2 separate regions of the Homo sapiens genome follow, and region 1 is linked to region 2. The links are chromatin loops, found by intact Hi-C in ENCODE. Cell type or tissue: endothelial cell of umbilical vein. All regions are shown on one strand. Each heading gives the region's core, and the rest is flanking DNA. Links, peaks and the distances in the headings are about the cores only.

Region 1 (8,347 bases), core at 297-8,296, 85 kb before region 2:
TAGTTTGTATCTCTTTATTTGTACTCTTTACCTGTGAACACTATGAGATTATACACTTTTGTGTCAAACCCGAAAGTCCCACAACTCAAAATTGCATCCCTGATTTTTCTAATGAGCTAAAGGAAGGCACATGATCAAAAAGAGAAAGTTGTATCCCTTTGTATTACAGTTTGGCATAATGGAGCTTTATCTTTGTTTAATTAATTTAATATTTTCTATGAAATAAACTATGATGCATGTCTATCTTTTTATATGTCCATAGCACATGCAAATATAAAGATCTGTATCTATTCAGGGACTGTATTCCTACAAATATTCATTGGTGAATTTTTAAATTTATTCCAAAAATATCTATTGAGTGCTCGACACATGCAAGGTACTGCTAAATGCTTTGGGGAACATAAAAATGAATTAGACAAAAACCATGCTCTTAAGGGACTCACAATATATTAGGGAATGTAAGAAATACACACAAATAACTCTGGTACATGGTTGACGATGATAAGTCCCATATGAGCATTACTGATGAAATGCCATGGGGATTCTTGAAATAATGAGGTATTTTGCACAGCAGGAAGGAGCAGAAAAACTATCATAGAAAATGTGGAACTTGAGCTGATCCTTTAGCAATTGGCATAATTTGAGCATGAGGGGAAAATATTTCAAGGAGAGCAAACAAAATGAGAAAAGACATAGAGGACATTCCAGAGTGTGATGGTCCTGCTATAGGCCTCATAATGCCAAAAGAAATAGAACACAGGGGCACAGAAAGGGCTGCAAAAAGTGACGGTAATTAGACACTTGAGAAGGGATGAGTTATCTCTCCAGGCCTAAGTATATGAAGGCGGTGCATCCATTGTCCTGACTTCTTCGAACCTGACTGTATTAGTCCATTTTCACACTGCTATAAAGAACTGCCTGAGACTGGGTAATTTATGAAGGAAAGAGGTTTAATTGACTCACAGTTCAGCATGGCTGTGGAAGCCTCAGGAAACTTACAATCATGGTGGAAGGGGAAGGGGAAGCAAAGCACCTTGTTCACAAGCTGGCAGGAAGGACAATGAATGGAGGAGGAACTACCAAACACTTATAAAACCGTCAGATCTTATGAGAATTCACTCAATATCACGGGGCAGCCTGGGGGAAACCACCCCCATGATTCAATTACATCCACCTGGTCTCTCCTTTAAAACGTGGGGAATATGGAGATTATAATTCAAGATGAGATTTTGGATGGGGACCCAGCCACACCATATCATTGACCCAGAAAGCTTTTCAGTCTGCATTGATGGTGTTGACCACTGAGCTGGTGTGCCTGCATGAGCAACAAGGGGAGGAAGCAGCGAAGGACATACGCTTTCTGAGTTGTAAACTTATGTGGTATAATGCATACCTGACTCTGCTGGTTTGAGCAACCTCATCCAAAGTTCAAGTTGTCATATGTACACCAATACTCCATCCCAGACTTTGAGGTCAGGTCTAACACATATGACAAATAATAGCGTGAATAATAGCAGTGATAAGCGAATGCTTGCTATGAATGTTATCCAGAGAGCAAATCCTATAAATGAAACATCAAATTTTATTTAAGTAATACCTGAATTAGGGTCATAACAAAGAGGATGGACTCTGGAGGAAGCAATGAATAGGAGAGGGAGAATTGGTGAACCTGTTGACTAAGAGGATATTGGCATGGTAGCCAGCCCCCAAGGTGGCCACTAGTGAATCTGGCCTCATCATATCTCTATGTGGTTCCCTTCCACACTAGTAGGGTTAGACTTTTTAACCAGTGGAGTAGTGCAGTAATGACAGAGTGCGACTTCTCAGGCCAGGTCATCTTGTCCTCTTTGGGATCACTCACTCTACAGCAAGTATGTTGTAAGGACCTTCCGGCCAACTTTTGGGGAGGCCCCTGTGATGAGGTCCTGCGGCCTCTTGCCAACAGCCAGCACTAACTTGCCAGTCATGTGAGTGATCGACCTCGGAAGTGAATCCGTTAGCTCCTGCCAGGTTTTGAGGGGACTGAACCTCAGGAGAGATGCTGTGCCTGTAGAAGCCAGCTAATCTACTTCCCAAATCCTCTTATGAAAGTTGGGTGAGATAACAAATATTTATTCTTGTTTATGCCACTAAGTTTTGGGGGTAATTTTTAATGTAAAAGAGCTAGATAATTCTTCCATTAAAGGGAAATAATTAAAAGTTATACTCGTCAGATTACACACTGTAGAAAAACTTCAGTATTCACTGGAAACATACTTCCAATTTTAGACGGAAACGGTCAGTACAGAGGAACGGACGGGAGCCCTAAGGAGTTGATGAGGAGTCCCTCAGTGGTGGGAGAAACTTGTTAGAACCACATTGGCCGCACTGAGATTATGATCATGGCCTAAAAGTGAATTGTCTGGCTGGCTGTATTAACTAACTCATATAATTAGGCTGTATTCCTTGGGAATAGGGAGAGGGTTGTAAATCACTGGTGAAATATTTATTTATAAACAAGATCACCTTACATGTGTGCCAATAAACATGTACACAAGTGACATCAGCAACATGGTGAAGTACGGCAGCTCCAGACTCCTGTCTCTCCTCAGAGACATCAAAAACAAGGAGAAACTGCCAGAGCAAACTTTATCATAACTCTCAAAAATGGGCAAAAGTTGACAGCAACCAGGTGAATGCTGAGTTAAAAAAAAAAATTGGCAACACAAATCGGTTAAAAAAATATGAGTGGCGCTTCAGGTTGCTCTTGCCTCACCTGCTCCCTGGCTTGGGGGCAGTTTTGAAGATGGCATCCCGTGTTCCCAGTTTGGAACTCTGGTGTCTGGTTCTGGATGAAGCAGAGCGGATCTTCATTATTTATTTATTTATTTATTTATTTATTTATTTATTTATTTACTATTTTTGTTGTTGTTGAGACAGAGTCTCGCTCTGTTGCCCAGGCTGGAGTGCAGTGGCGCAAACTCGGTTCATTGCAAACTCCACCTCCCAGGTTCACGTCATTCTCCTGTCTCAGCCTCCTGAGTAGCTCGGACTACAGGCGCCCGCCACTATGCCCGGCTAATTTTTGTATTTTTAGTAGAGACGGGGGTTTCACCGTGTTAGCCAGGATGGTCTTGATCTCCTGACCTCATGATCCACCCACCTCGGCCTCCCAAAGTGCTGATGTTCTAAACTGTCTAGGAGTTCCCTAAAAGACTGAAGAAAGACACTCATCTTTGTTTTGCCTGACAGATAAATCACTTAAGATGAAAAAGTGGTGGGCATTGCTCAAAAACATTAAAAGACAAATGAAAAACCTACAGCTACATAGGGCAAAGGATTATGGCTGACATACGATCACAGCCTAATGTCTGGGAGAAAAGCAGGTAAGCATTTCTTTGGAAAATCAGGCGTTTGAAAGCACTTAGATATACAGGGGGAATTTAGAAAGCTACACATATGCCCAGGGAAGGGCACATGCTTACAAAGACCCTGGAGAAGGGGGAGAATAGGATTTCCAGTTAGTATATTTAATACTCAAATGTCCAGTTTTCAATGAAAAAACATCACAAAGTATATGAGTAAGCAGGAAAGCATGACTCATTCAAAGGAAAACAAAACAAAACAAATTGACAGAAACCATCCATGAGGAAGAAAGGAACTTACCAGCCAAAGACTTTAATTAACTGGCTTAAATGTGCTCAAAAAGCTAAAGGAAGCCAGGAACAAAGAACTAAAAAGAACCAGGAAACAATGTGTGAAAAAAACTAAAATATCAGTAAGAGATGGAAACCATACAATGTAACTGCTATGGACTGAACTGTGTCCCGCCCTCCCCCTCAAATTCGTATGTTGAAGCCCTAACTCCAATGTGATGGCATTCGGAGATGGGGCTTGGGAAGTAATGAGGTTTAGATGCGGTCATAAAGGTGGGCCTCCATGATGGGATTAGTGTCATAAAGAAGCAGTAGAGAGCTTAACTTCCTCTCTGCTCCAACGTGCACACAGAGAAGACGTCATGTGGGCACAGAGCATGACGGCAGCTGCCTACGTGCCAGAAGGGGCCACAGAATGAAACCTGCCATGCTGGAGCCTTCGTCTTGGATCTCCTAGCTTCCAGAGCCGCGAGAAGTTCATTTCTATTGTTTGAGCCACCCATCCTATTTTTTTTTTAAATGATAGATTGACTTGACTAATACAATAACCAAATAGAAATTCTGGAGCTGAAAAGTGTAATAACTAAAAAATTCACTAGGAAAGTTCAACAGCAGATTTGAGCAGAGAGAAAAAATAATCAGGAAATTTGAAGATTGAAGCATAGATTCAATGATTAGGACCTGTGGCATATATTATATGTCTATGTGTACTTTGAAATAGATTTATGTTACTCTGCATGCTTATTTATCATGCAATGCAAGTAGGTAAAATATAAGAGAAACCTACAAATCTCACTATTGAGATTCACAGATTCACCTGTCTTCTCTAGTCCTGTATAATACCTAAGAGAAGCTGCTTGCACTTTCATGACACATATGCCCTAGATATATGGGTGAATAACCATGTGGTTATTCCCATACAACTTCTGAGGAAATGAGAAATATTCAACAACCATTGGAAGACTGCCCTAGGGCTTGCATAGAGAGAAGGACATAGGTACTGCCACCTCTAAGCCCAGGACAGCATGGCTGTTCTTAGACTAGACAGTCTGGCTTTAAGTAGCTAATGCATTTTTTCACGTTCTCATGTTGCACTTCCAACAAATGAAAACCCACTGTGTACACTTGTACACCATATAGACATCAAGTCAAATGGAACTGAAATGAGTGCAAACCATATATGTGTATGTATAGGTAATAGATACCATGGGTATATTGTTTTATATATATGTATTCATATTATAGTGTATAGCATATATATGGTATATAGTATACAGAGGATGCATGTAGTATACAGTATATATTATACATAGTATATATAGTAAGTATTAGGATTCAAGTGAATGAAATCTAGAGAAACTTCATGAAAAAGAATAAGCAAAGCTGCTGCCCAGGGGGCTGAGAGAGAGTCAAAGATTCCTAGAAATAAGGGTGATAATATGTGAAAGTGTCCAACCTGAATAATAGAAAAAAAAGTAAAGATAAGTGCACAGAGTGTAAGGGATGGATGGAATACATTCAAATGGACCAATATATGCATTCTGGGAGTCCAAAATGGAGAACAGAGGGAGTAAAGGGCATGAAGAATATTTGAAGAAATACTGGACAAAAACTTCCCAAATTTGTTGAAATAAATAAATCTACACATCCAAGAAGCTATATGAATCCAAGTAGGAGAAACACCAGAAGTCCACGCAGATACTTTATAGTCAAACTGTTGAAAGTCATAGAAAAAGAGAAAATCTTGTACATTGTTGGTGGGAATATAAAATGGTTCGGCGGCTGTAAAGAAGTTTGAAAATTCCTGCAAAGTTAAACAAAGAATTACCACGTGACCCTGTAATTCCACTCTTACGTATATACCCCTCCAAAATTGAAACAGATACTCAAACAAATACAGGTACACACATGTTCACACAAGCATTATTCACAATAGAAAAAGATGGACATAGACCTGGTACAGTGACTCGTGCCCGTAGCTCCGGCACTTTGGGAGGCTGAGGGAGCAGATCCTTTATGCCAGGGAGTTTGAGATCAATCTGGGCAACATAATGAAACCCCATCTCTATTAAAAAAAATACAAAAATTATCTAGGTATGGGTGGCACGCACCTGCGTTCCCAGCTACTCAGGAGTCTGAGGTGGGAGGATGGCTCGAGGCTGGGTGACAGAGTAAGACCCTGTCTCAAAAAAAAAAAAAAAAAAGAAAGAAAGAAAAGAAACAACAAAGCTGGAAATAGCCCAAGTGCCCATGAATGGATATATACAAATTGTGATATATACATACAATGGGATACTACTCAGCCTGGAAACAGAACGACATATTGATACATGGATGAAACTTTGACAAACATGACTGAACCTTGAAAACATTATTCTAAGTAAAAGAAGACAGATACAAATATCCCATGTTAAATTAGTCTGTTTATATAAAACATCTGGAAAGATAAATCCATAGGGATAGAGAATGCATATTGATGATTGCTGAAAGTTAGGAGGAGAGTGAATAGGGAAAAACAAATTGATGTGTAAGGGGTATAATTTTAAAGAGATGTTTTGGACTAGACAGAGCTTGTGGCTGCACAGCAGTATGAATGTTCTCAATGCCACTAACATAACTGCTCACTATAAAGTGGTTAATTTTAGGGTAGGTGAGTTTCACCGAAATAAATTATTCTTAAAATTGACATGCACGCATAAACAGTATTCTGAGGAAGGTGTGCAATAATTTCCTTGCTGCAGAATTGAAAGTGCTGTTAGTGACTAAAAACATATGGTAACCAGAACCTTCACACCGTCTCCCCAACCACCCATCAGCATCAACAGTTGGGAAAACTGATGAGGTACAAACATATCCAGACTTTGTAATTATCCGTGGAACATCACAAGCATATACAATGCCACATAGTAATCAATCTGGTTCCCTCTGTTTATGAGTATTTGCTTTACAAATACTTTCTAGTTCAGGTATTTCCCATTCAGCAGCGACACACACAAATGCACATGACAAGCTGGTGGCCTCCTGTGCCTCTTCATTACCCTCTCAGGAGCCTGGGTGGTTTTATTTTCTTAGGGCTTCTCTAATACTTTGAAAACGTCAAATAAAAAGTAAGTGACTCAAATTTCTCCCAGAATTTTTACAGCATTTCTGAAGACAGGTTTATTTACCTATACGGAATTCTGATTACCTAATAAGAAATGTATCACCACGCCTAGATGATCTGAAATTTGTTTAAATTATACAAGATCATGACTAGTATATTTAAAATCCTGTATGTTTTTCTTTTCCTTTCTTTTCTTTTCTTTCTTTTTTTTTTTTTTTTTGAGACAGAGTCTTGTTTTGTCGCCCAGGCTGGAGTGCAGTGGCACAATCTCAGTTCACCACAACCTCCACCTCCCAGGTTCAAATGATTCTCCTGCCTCAGCCTCCCGAGTAACTGGGATTACAAGCGCCTGCCACCACACCCGGCTAATTTTTTGTATTTTTAGTAGAGATGGGGTTTCATCATCTTGGCCAGTCTGGTCTTGAACTCTTGACCTCAAGGTGATCCACCCACCTTGGCCTCCCAAAGTGCTGGGATTACAGGCGTGAGCCACCACACCTGGCCATGTTTCTGTGTCTTCACTGTGATATACAGATAATTCAAAAGACTTCATTCTTCCCATATAGGTCCTTATTTTAGTTATTAAAAATTTCCTGCTATAACAAAATTCATAGCTATTTAAAATATTTGAAGTCATATCTCAATTGACTAAATAAATTATATTTAATAGAAGATTAGTTTTGTCTCTCATTAAGAAATATATATGATCTGAAGACTTTTTTTTTTTTTTTTTTGAGACGGAGTCTCGCTCTGTCGCCCAGGCTGGAGGGCAGTGGCGCGATCTCGGCTCACTGCAAGCTCCGCCTCCCGGGTTCACGCCATTCTCCTGCCTCAGCCTCCCGAGTAGCTGGGATTACAGGCACCCGCCACCACAGCCAGCTAATTTTTGTATTTTTAGTAGAGACGGGGTTTCACCATGTTGGTCAGGCTGGTCTTGCACTCCTGACCTCAGGTGATTCACCCGCCTCAACCTCCCAAAGTGCTGGGATTACAGGCGTGAGCCACCGCGCCCAGCCTGAAAACTTTTTTTTTTTTTTTTGAGATGGTGTCTCGCTCTTGCTCTTGTTGCCCAGGCTGGAGTGCAATGGTGCGATCTCTGCTCCCTGCAACCTCCGCCTCCTCAGTTCAAGCGATTGTCCTGCCTCAGCCTCCGGAGTAGCTGGAATTACAGGTGCCTGCCACCACGCCCGGCTAATTTTTTCTAGTTTTAGTAGAGTCGGGGTTTCGCCATGTTGGTCAGGCTGGTCTTGAAGTCCTGACCTATGGTGATCCACTCGCCTCGGCCTCCCAAATTGCTGGGATTACAGGTGGGAGCCACCGCGCCCAGCCCAGAAAACATTTTTTATGTTGGATAGAAGCAAGCAATGATGCAGCTAACACTCTCTCTTATTCCTAGTACATGTTCTTTATGTTCTTTATTTGCTACATTTTGAAGTTAAAATAGTAAGTCCATCAGATAAGACAAGCAGACACATCAAAAAACTGTCAAAGTATGAAAAAAACTATGTGAAACATAGATAGCCACCCATTCTCCTTAACAGTGTTTCATTAGCTGTTCATAAATCCTGTTTGTTTCAACTTTATCCAATCCACCACTGTCACAGGATAT
Region 2 (8,347 bases), core at 109-8,108:
ATGGTCCTTATCAAAACTTACATTTCAACGGTTCCAGGGAATGGTTACTGGGGAATGGTTGACCTCTTGCAGAGACATTTTGACTAATAAGTAGTATCCCTGTAATCTCATTCCATTCCTGGGGTGAGTCAGGCAGTGAATGGACTGTTTACATCTAAGTAGAGAGATCCTCTTTTAGAAATATCACTAATTAAATAGATCTTCTGAGCTACAACATTATCGACTTAGCAAATACCCTCAAACTGCACTAAAATATATTTTGCCTACTCCCGTTCACTATGCAGCATTACTAGTTCCCACAGACTGCTTGCCTACATGTCAAGCACCTTGCTGTTTTAGGTTAGAATCCGATGAAATCGGAAGTTCAATTAGCAAGCAACAGTGAGATGACAAAGCCTCTCGTGGGCTCTGTTTAGAATTTCCCTGTGTGCTAAAAGCAACACAATAAGTTACGCCACTAACATAGAAATCATCCTAATGCAAACAAAGACTCATACAGGTGATGACAAATCAGGATTTACTTTGATAGAAACAATAAAGTCATTCTTAGCATATGCAGAGACTCAATGCCAGTGAGAGAGAGTATAGCACCCTTATTCATGAAGTGTTTCTCTGGGACTGATGGTTTCTGTGAAATCTAGATTTAAATATACAGAAACTGCGTACTATGCCATAATCTTAATACAAAAAAAATAGGTTATGCATTGAGATTCATCTATCCTTGTGATGAAGAATGATTTTAAATATCTAACCTTGAAGAAGGCATTATAATCACTTTGGCTTTATTCTACATTTTGCTTCCCCTTTTTAGCCTCTGCTGTCTATGAAATTCTCCAGTGCAAAGCCTGCTGTAAAACTGCAATCAAAAAAAGGCCTGCCTATGTGGATGAGTAAGTTCATGATGCATTTACCAACAAAAGGGGCTCAGCCCAATTTTGGAGGCAAGAGCTTCTTATGATAGCCATCATTTTCCATTTATTTTATTCCTTCCATGACACACTGTTTATCAATATGATTAATTTGGACCACACTTTCAACTCTGCCGACTGATTTTTGCTTTGGAAAATAAATTAAACTGTGGTTTACAGAAAATCCAAAACAACAGTGGCTAAGCAATACAGAAGTTTCAATAGTTCTCATTTAGTCGTAAGCAATTTAGGGTTGGTCCGACATCCCATGTTGTCAGGGACCTCCACTTTCTCTCTTATTGTTGATCTGTTGCCCTCAATATACAGTTTCCACATTATTTTCCAAGGCAGGTGTTCACGTTCATGCTCACAAAGGGGAAGGAATGGCAGAAACACGTACATACTTTTAAGATCCGAACTGGGTATCCTACAAGGGCTTCTAGTCATACGCCATTGGCCAGAACTTTCTTATGTGGGAAATGAAGCCTTCACTCTGAATGCCTCTGGATACAGCTAAACTCCAGGCGTTATTTTAGAGGGAAAAGAGAAGAAGGAATATTGGGGACAACTAGTCCCTTGCACAAGGATGAAAACAAAAGGGCAAACGCAGAAAAGCGAAAAGTAAGGCAAGGAAAGAAACACTGCAGGTAAGCTGTATGTGCTTACACTTGGAAAATTAATTTAAAAAAATAAAAACTGAGGGATAACTCTTCTTACCACACACTTCATCTCCTTCATAAAACACAATTCAAGCATTAATTATCATGATAAAAGACTGGGTTGTAAAGCAAACCTCTTAGAGAGAGCCACTGATCACTCTCATACAACCTAGGCCTGGGCACCACCAGCGGGCAATTACTGAGTATGTGCAGGTTCTGGGGCCTCAATTAGACTGACCTGAATGTGGTCATTCTCCTGATGTCTTGTTTCCGGCTGAAGAGCTGGAGGACAAAGTCTTGTCCTCATTTCCTGCTTGGATGTATGAATCAGTCATGCGTTTCCCATTTGATTCCCGTCTCTCCCAGCTGAGAGAGAACTTGGAGAGGAATTAATTACAGAAGTGGCCTGAGTGTTGCTCCACGTGGAAGCAGGACACACACAAGGCCTGCAGCTTCACCGGGAGCCTCGTGGGCCTCTAAGCAGGCTGCCCCGCAGATTTCCCTGACACTTGCTGGAAGGGCTACACGGGCAGAAGCGTACTGATGCCCCTTGTGCAAAATAATACAACATTTCATTTGACATCATGGCTACCTTGAGAGGCAAAGAGGGTAAAGATCATTATCCGTTGACCATCTACTAGGCAAACATTCAGACAGACTAAAAATTGCTCAAATCAGGATGGAGTCTAGGGAACTCATGCAGACTAGTTTACTGTACTAAAAAGAAACATGCATTTAGGTAAAGCACTCTTCTTGTAAAAGGGACATCTTTCTGAAGATGCTATCTTTGATTTCAGTGCAAACATACTGAGCATTGTGGTTCTTTATGATAATAAAAGGTGGATGGTGGGAATACTTTCATGTGAATAATTTGAGCGTTTTAATCCTATGTATATAAAATATGTGGTTCTGTGTACTTATTTTTAGGTACATTCCTAAACAGTCATAATTTGGCTCTTTATACCTCATTATAATTCTTAGAAAAATTCATGAGTCTTTGCATCTAGGAAACAAAGGGTTATTGCCCCATACTAAAAGTTATAACACCAATATGGCAGTATGACTCTAAACTGAAGTCCATAGAAAGCTCTCCACTATGTGGCATATAATGCCCTTTGTATTAGTTTTCTTGTCTGCTGTAATTAGCACAAACTTGCAAAGATAAATCACATAAATACTTTTTTTTTTTTTTGAGATGGAGTCTCACTCTGTTGCCCAGGCTGGAGTGCAATGGCCCAATCTCGGCTCACTAAAACCTCCTGCCTCAGCCTCCTGCGTAGCTGGGATTACAGATGTGCACCACCACACCTGGCTAATTTTCTTACAGCTCTGGAAAAAGCTCAAAGTACCATCAGCAGGGCCACGCTTGCTCCAGAGACTCTGGGGGCAATTCCACTCTTCGTCTCTTCTGGCGTCCGGTGGTTGCAGGCACTTCTTGGCATGCCTCGGCTTGCAGCCACTTCACTGTAATCTCTGCCTGTCTTCACAAGGCCCTCCTCTCTGTGTCTTCTCTTCCACCTGTGTCTCTTATAAGGACATTTGTGATTACATTTAGGGCCCACCCTGACCATCCAGAATAATCTACTCATGTCAAAATCCTTAACTTCATCACATCTCCAAAGACCCCTTTTCCAAATAGGCAACGCTAACAGGTTCTTGGAATTGGCCTGTGGACATATCTTTTGGGGGCCACTATTCACGCCTCTGTTCCCTTTATGATATGGATCTCCGTGTACATTTTAACTTCACCTCCTACAATGCCCATCCCCTCAGTGCATCATACTCTACCTATTAACTCACCATTATCAAATAGGTCAGGTTGTCACTTTCGTGCATTTGCACATTCTATTCCCTTTACACGAAATGCAGTTCCCTGCCTGCCTAACTTGCAAGCTTCTGCTCATTGTGTGTCAAAAATTCCCAATTATTGCCTCCATGTCCCTTTCTCCCAAGAAAGTAGAGCACTTTTCTTCGGAATTTCCATAGCCCCTTATGTACTACTCTATCAGAGTATGTATCAGATGAACTCCAGTAGGCATCACACATGTCCTCATCTGAGTGTGGTTCCCCTCCCACAGAAGCTCATGATCCATCTCTATATTTATGTTTCAATATATGAAGTATAATAGTTTTTAGTATGTGCACTATAAAAAAATCTCAGTATCTTTCCTTATTACAAGGAAATTTAGGTGATTTAAATACACATAAATGAAAAAATAGAATTGCCTATGTCAAGTGGTAAAAACAGGACACATTTAACTGGTGTATATCTTTCCAGTATTTATATATTTTTCATTATGTATACATCTGTGTATATATAAAAGTCACTAAAATCAAAATAATCTGTACATTCTTTGTTCTCCTGAAACCTAGTATATACTTAATAATAAGTTTAATAGATTAATGAAATAATAAATTAAAGATTTAAAACCTACCACCTAAACAGAGCTAACATGATCACAGAATAAATGATGTTATTACTTTGGCATAAATATGGGTCTCTGCTTGGATTTCTAAGCAATTATTCCTAAGATTCTATCAAAAAGGGCTTTATTACTATCCAAATGTTATACAGTTTTTAAGAAGAGAAATGGAAGAATCCCTTTGGACAGTGATATTATGAAAATAATTTATTCTTGAAATCATATAATATAATGATAGTTGGTAAGTTTTCTTCACATTCTTAACTTCAGTGTCTTTCCAAAGATGGCTTTGAGGCCAATGTAAGATGATAGTAATTGGGGCTTTGTTGTAAATGTCTAATTCGTTCATTTCCTAATCCAAAGGAGAAATAGAAAATATAAGAGCTATAATGAATTTTTATTTCTTATGAATTCAAATTAACACAGATCACCCTGCAGGAGAAAAACTCGTCATGGAAAGCTTGCAGTTAGAATGCCATTCTTCCGAATCATGCACATGTTACTTTGGGAAAGCTAAATGCCTATTAACCTGAGGCACAGAAAGTGCAAATTTGTAAACTTGGTTTGAGGAAAAAAAAATACCTCTACTTTCATATTCTGCATTCCAAATTGCAGTTTGGGGGACGTTAGCTTTCCTGCAAACACTTGTCTGGAAGGAATCAGAGGGCTTCCTATCCGGTGAACAGCACATGCAGTGGATGAATCAGCACTAGCTGTGAGGCATACATCCTTCCCGCCCCAAAACAGGCTGCTTTCTTCACTTGGAAAGATACTCAAGTTTCTGGAGTTTGCTTGGAGAGTACAAACAGGCTCTTGCAAAGTTCTATCACCCTGTGTTCTAAAACTGAGGAATCTCAAAACTTACAAAGCCTAAATCAGTAGACCCTGGACCACTCCAGAGCCAAAATCTGTCCTGGGTGGTCACAGTGAACTGAAATCAACATAGCCTTCAGTTAATGAGGCTTAAACTCTTCTGCAGATAGATCCAAAAGTAACTTATTAGTTTTAAAATTCTTAATTTATCATCCATTAAATGACTTACATCCTCCCACCACGCCATGCTGAGCTGCTTCTTTAAAAAGAGTCAGAGGGTATACTGGAAAGCAAAACAGTTGTATTAGTCCGTTCTCATGCTGCGAACAAAAACATAACTGAGACTGGATATTTTATTTTATAAAAAAAGGTTTCACTGACTCACAGTTCAGCATGGCTGGGGAGGCCTAAGGAAACTTATAATCATGGCGAAAGGGGATGCAAACACGTCCTTCTTCACATGGCAGCAGCAATGAGAAGTGCAGAGTGAAGTGGTGGGGGAAGCCCCTTATAAAATGATCAGATCTCCTGAGAACTTGCTCATTCTCAAGAGGACATCATAGAGGTAACTGCTCCCATGGTTTAATTACCTTCCACCGCATCCCTCCCACAATGCATGAGGATTATGGGAACTACAATTCAAGATGAGATTTGGGTGGGGACACCGCCAAACCATATCAATAGTAAACTTGGAATTCAGAGATACACATTTCAGTCCTATTATCTGGGCCAGAATTTCAACCGTGAACCTAGGAGAAAGTTCTGAAATAAGAGTTTTGAGATATTGGCCAGGCACAGTGGCTCATGCTTATAATCCCAGCACTTTGGAAAGCCAAGGAGAGAGAATCGCTTGAGCACAAGAGTTTGGGACCAATACAGACAACACAGGGAAACCCTGTCTCTACAAAAAATTGAAAAATTAGCCAGGCATGATGGTGCATGCCTGTAGTCCCAGCTACTCGGGAGACGGAGGTAGAAGGATCGCTTGAGCCCAGGAAGTGGAGGCTGCAGTGACTGTGACTGCAACACTGCACTTCAGCCTATGTAAGAGAGTGAGACCCTGTCTAAAAAATAAAAATAAAATAAATAAATAAATAAATAGTTTCAAGATATCATCACAGTGAAAACCCCAAATATAAAACAGCAAAGGTGGTACTTCATTAGACTAAACTTTTTCTTAAGAGTCTCCTTAAACCTTTTGTTATGATAAAGTCAACTAACCACAACAAAGAGACTCTTTCAACAAAGATGTCTTTTTTAAAATTAGTCAATTAGTAGTTATCATTGAGGTTGCTATTTTACACAGGTCTTAGCATCTAACTTATTTTCTGGTGGTTGTACAGACCTTGAGAAGTCGAGATCAAAAAGATTAGTAATTAACCTCCCAAAATCAGCTATTCTTTATTCAGGTAGAAATGGCAAAAGTTAAACTTGCAGCATCAGTCAAGGGAAAAGTCATAACTGATGTGTTAACATTTTATTACAGTTTTAGAAATGTCTAAACATATCTTTTGAAATAAAAATTTAATCAAGCTTTTCCAGACTTCCCCATCCCAGAATCGTATATACATTGACAATAAGAGAGTAAGAAGGCTGCTCAGATCTCTCCCACCCCGAAGAGGCCGTGATTCTGTGTATTTATTCTTTGAGCTGAATAGGGCACTGTTTTGTGAACTCCTGCCTTGGAGCGCAGCAAGATGCAGAGAGGTCTCCTCATAGCCTGCACAGCCGCAGAACAGGAAAGGTGTTGAAGGAAAAAAAATCATTACGAGATGAACTAAAGTCCCTGTTTCTTTCGTCTTTCAGACTCACACAATTTCTTCCAATATTCATGTTTAAACAATGTACATGGAATTCAAAAAACATTAAAATTTCTTTTGGATCAAGTCCTTCTGACAATACTGTGATGTCTGTGATTTCTATTTTAGATACCCTTCAGGGTAAGATATGCCATGCCTCTATTGCAACAATTAAAACTTCTATGGGACAAATGACATGCCAGCCATGAATATTGCAGGCACAGAGAAATATAAATTATAATTTGCGTATAACCACATCATTTTACTCTCATAGTCCACAACTATTCACAGTATGCCTATTCATTGAAAGGCACTATACTCATTTGCAAATTAAGTTCTGCCCTCTAGGCATTTGAAATATAGCAGAGAATAAATATTTAATGAAATTTCAACAACAAAATAAATAGTATAGTATCATAAAAGATAGTCATACAAACTTGATTTCAAACAATAGCTCTTAGAGATGGAGTAAATCAATGAAGATCTTCAATTAGATAAGATAATAGAAAACATTTGGTGATAGATCAATGCTTTAAAAATGTGTTCTACAGAATACCTACCAATCTGTTATCAAACATGCTTGAAAAGTTGCAATAATGTATCATCATGAAGGTTTAGATATCAAAGGTCCCAAGAAACTCTTAAGAAAATCTTTAAACACTCATTTAGCTCAGCATTTCCCAAATACATGTAACTATTAATCTAACTCTCTTTTTCCTAGTAATACCAATTACTGGGATAGCAAATACAACTGAATCGGACCCTAAATTTTCTACTGCTAGCATCTGTTAATGAGGTCATTTAATCTCTCTGAACCTTTCTTTCTCTATCTGTAAACTGGGGATGATAATAATACAGGCTCTGATCCCTTTGGGATTAGTTCATGTAATTATGTGAGTTACATAATCATGACATGAGCAATTATGCATCATATAAGGTATACAGAGCATCTAACAGAGAACAAGGTTCTTACTAGCACCTCACTAAATGTTGGGTCCCTGTTCTCTCTTCCTTTCATTCTTCATTAAGGAAGAATAGACCTAACAGGAACGTCATATTTTAAAGATCACAAATGAAAAGTAGATGTGAGACTAGCACCAGGTTCTCTTGATAACCAGCTCAAAATTCTCTGGAGATCGAAGATTTTGAATACCAGATGTTGAGACCTGGAGAAGGAGAGTAGACCCAAGAAAGGTGAAAGACCTAACATGGAATGGATCAGAGTAAATGAACTGACTGAGTTTCCAGTGTTTTAGTGTCTCAGTGACTTAACATTTCAGTGAGAGCTGGGATTCCGATCCCAGTCCCTGGGATCACTTTGCCTTGCTCTGTCCCTCCTACAGCAGATGCAAGGTGGAGCCCAAAAGGGGCCACAGCCAATGGGTCCAGCTGTATTCCTAAACAGACTGAATAAAAAGGGCTCTACACATTTCCAGGGCTACTCCATCTGATTGCAAAAGATACTCAGCACTCACGCCTTTCTAAGCATCAACCTGGTCTCTGAAATAGCCACAAGAGGGCAACACTATCATCTCTTTCTTTTTCTTTTCTTTCTTTCCTTTTTGTTTTCGTTTTTTTTGGGACCATGAGATTTAGTCTGACTCACCACACAAAAAGCACATGTTTCAATGTATAAAGGCCAAATAAATCTGGCCGAGCATGGGAGAAGGTCAAGATTACTCATCAAAAGAATCTACCTTCTTTAGAGCAAGTTACATTCATTGAAAAAATTATGAGACTGCCCA

Evidence for each region. Hi-C counts contacts between places; a loop is a spot of excess contacts. Peaks named below come from ENCODE experiments on the same cell type or tissue, not always from the same donor. Only the 100,000 strongest peaks of a DNase experiment are listed, where the experiment ranks them.
Region 1: a loop joins it to region 2, with 6 times the contacts of the local background. A loop is called at or near these places in 2 of 110 quality-filtered maps.

What each region holds. Positions count from the first base shown.
Region 1 is chr13:107,280,766-107,289,112 of GRCh38, forward strand. The region is part of intron 1 of NALF1 (NALCN channel auxiliary factor 1); the gene reads right to left. Among named protein-coding and RNA genes, the nearest start is that of SNORD31B, 36 kb to the right of the region's middle. In endothelial cell of umbilical vein, for the core only: no CTCF peak of the experiment used is centred there; a DNase peak (open chromatin) is centred at 3,606; H3K27ac peaks cover 1,281 bases.
Region 2 is chr13:107,365,576-107,373,922 of GRCh38, forward strand. All of the region lies in intron 1 of NALF1 (NALCN channel auxiliary factor 1), which reads right to left. Among named protein-coding and RNA genes, the nearest start is that of SNORD31B, 49 kb to the left of the region's middle. In endothelial cell of umbilical vein, for the core only: no CTCF peak of the experiment used is centred there; DNase peaks (open chromatin) are centred at 1,896 and 4,706; H3K27ac peaks cover 2,510 bases.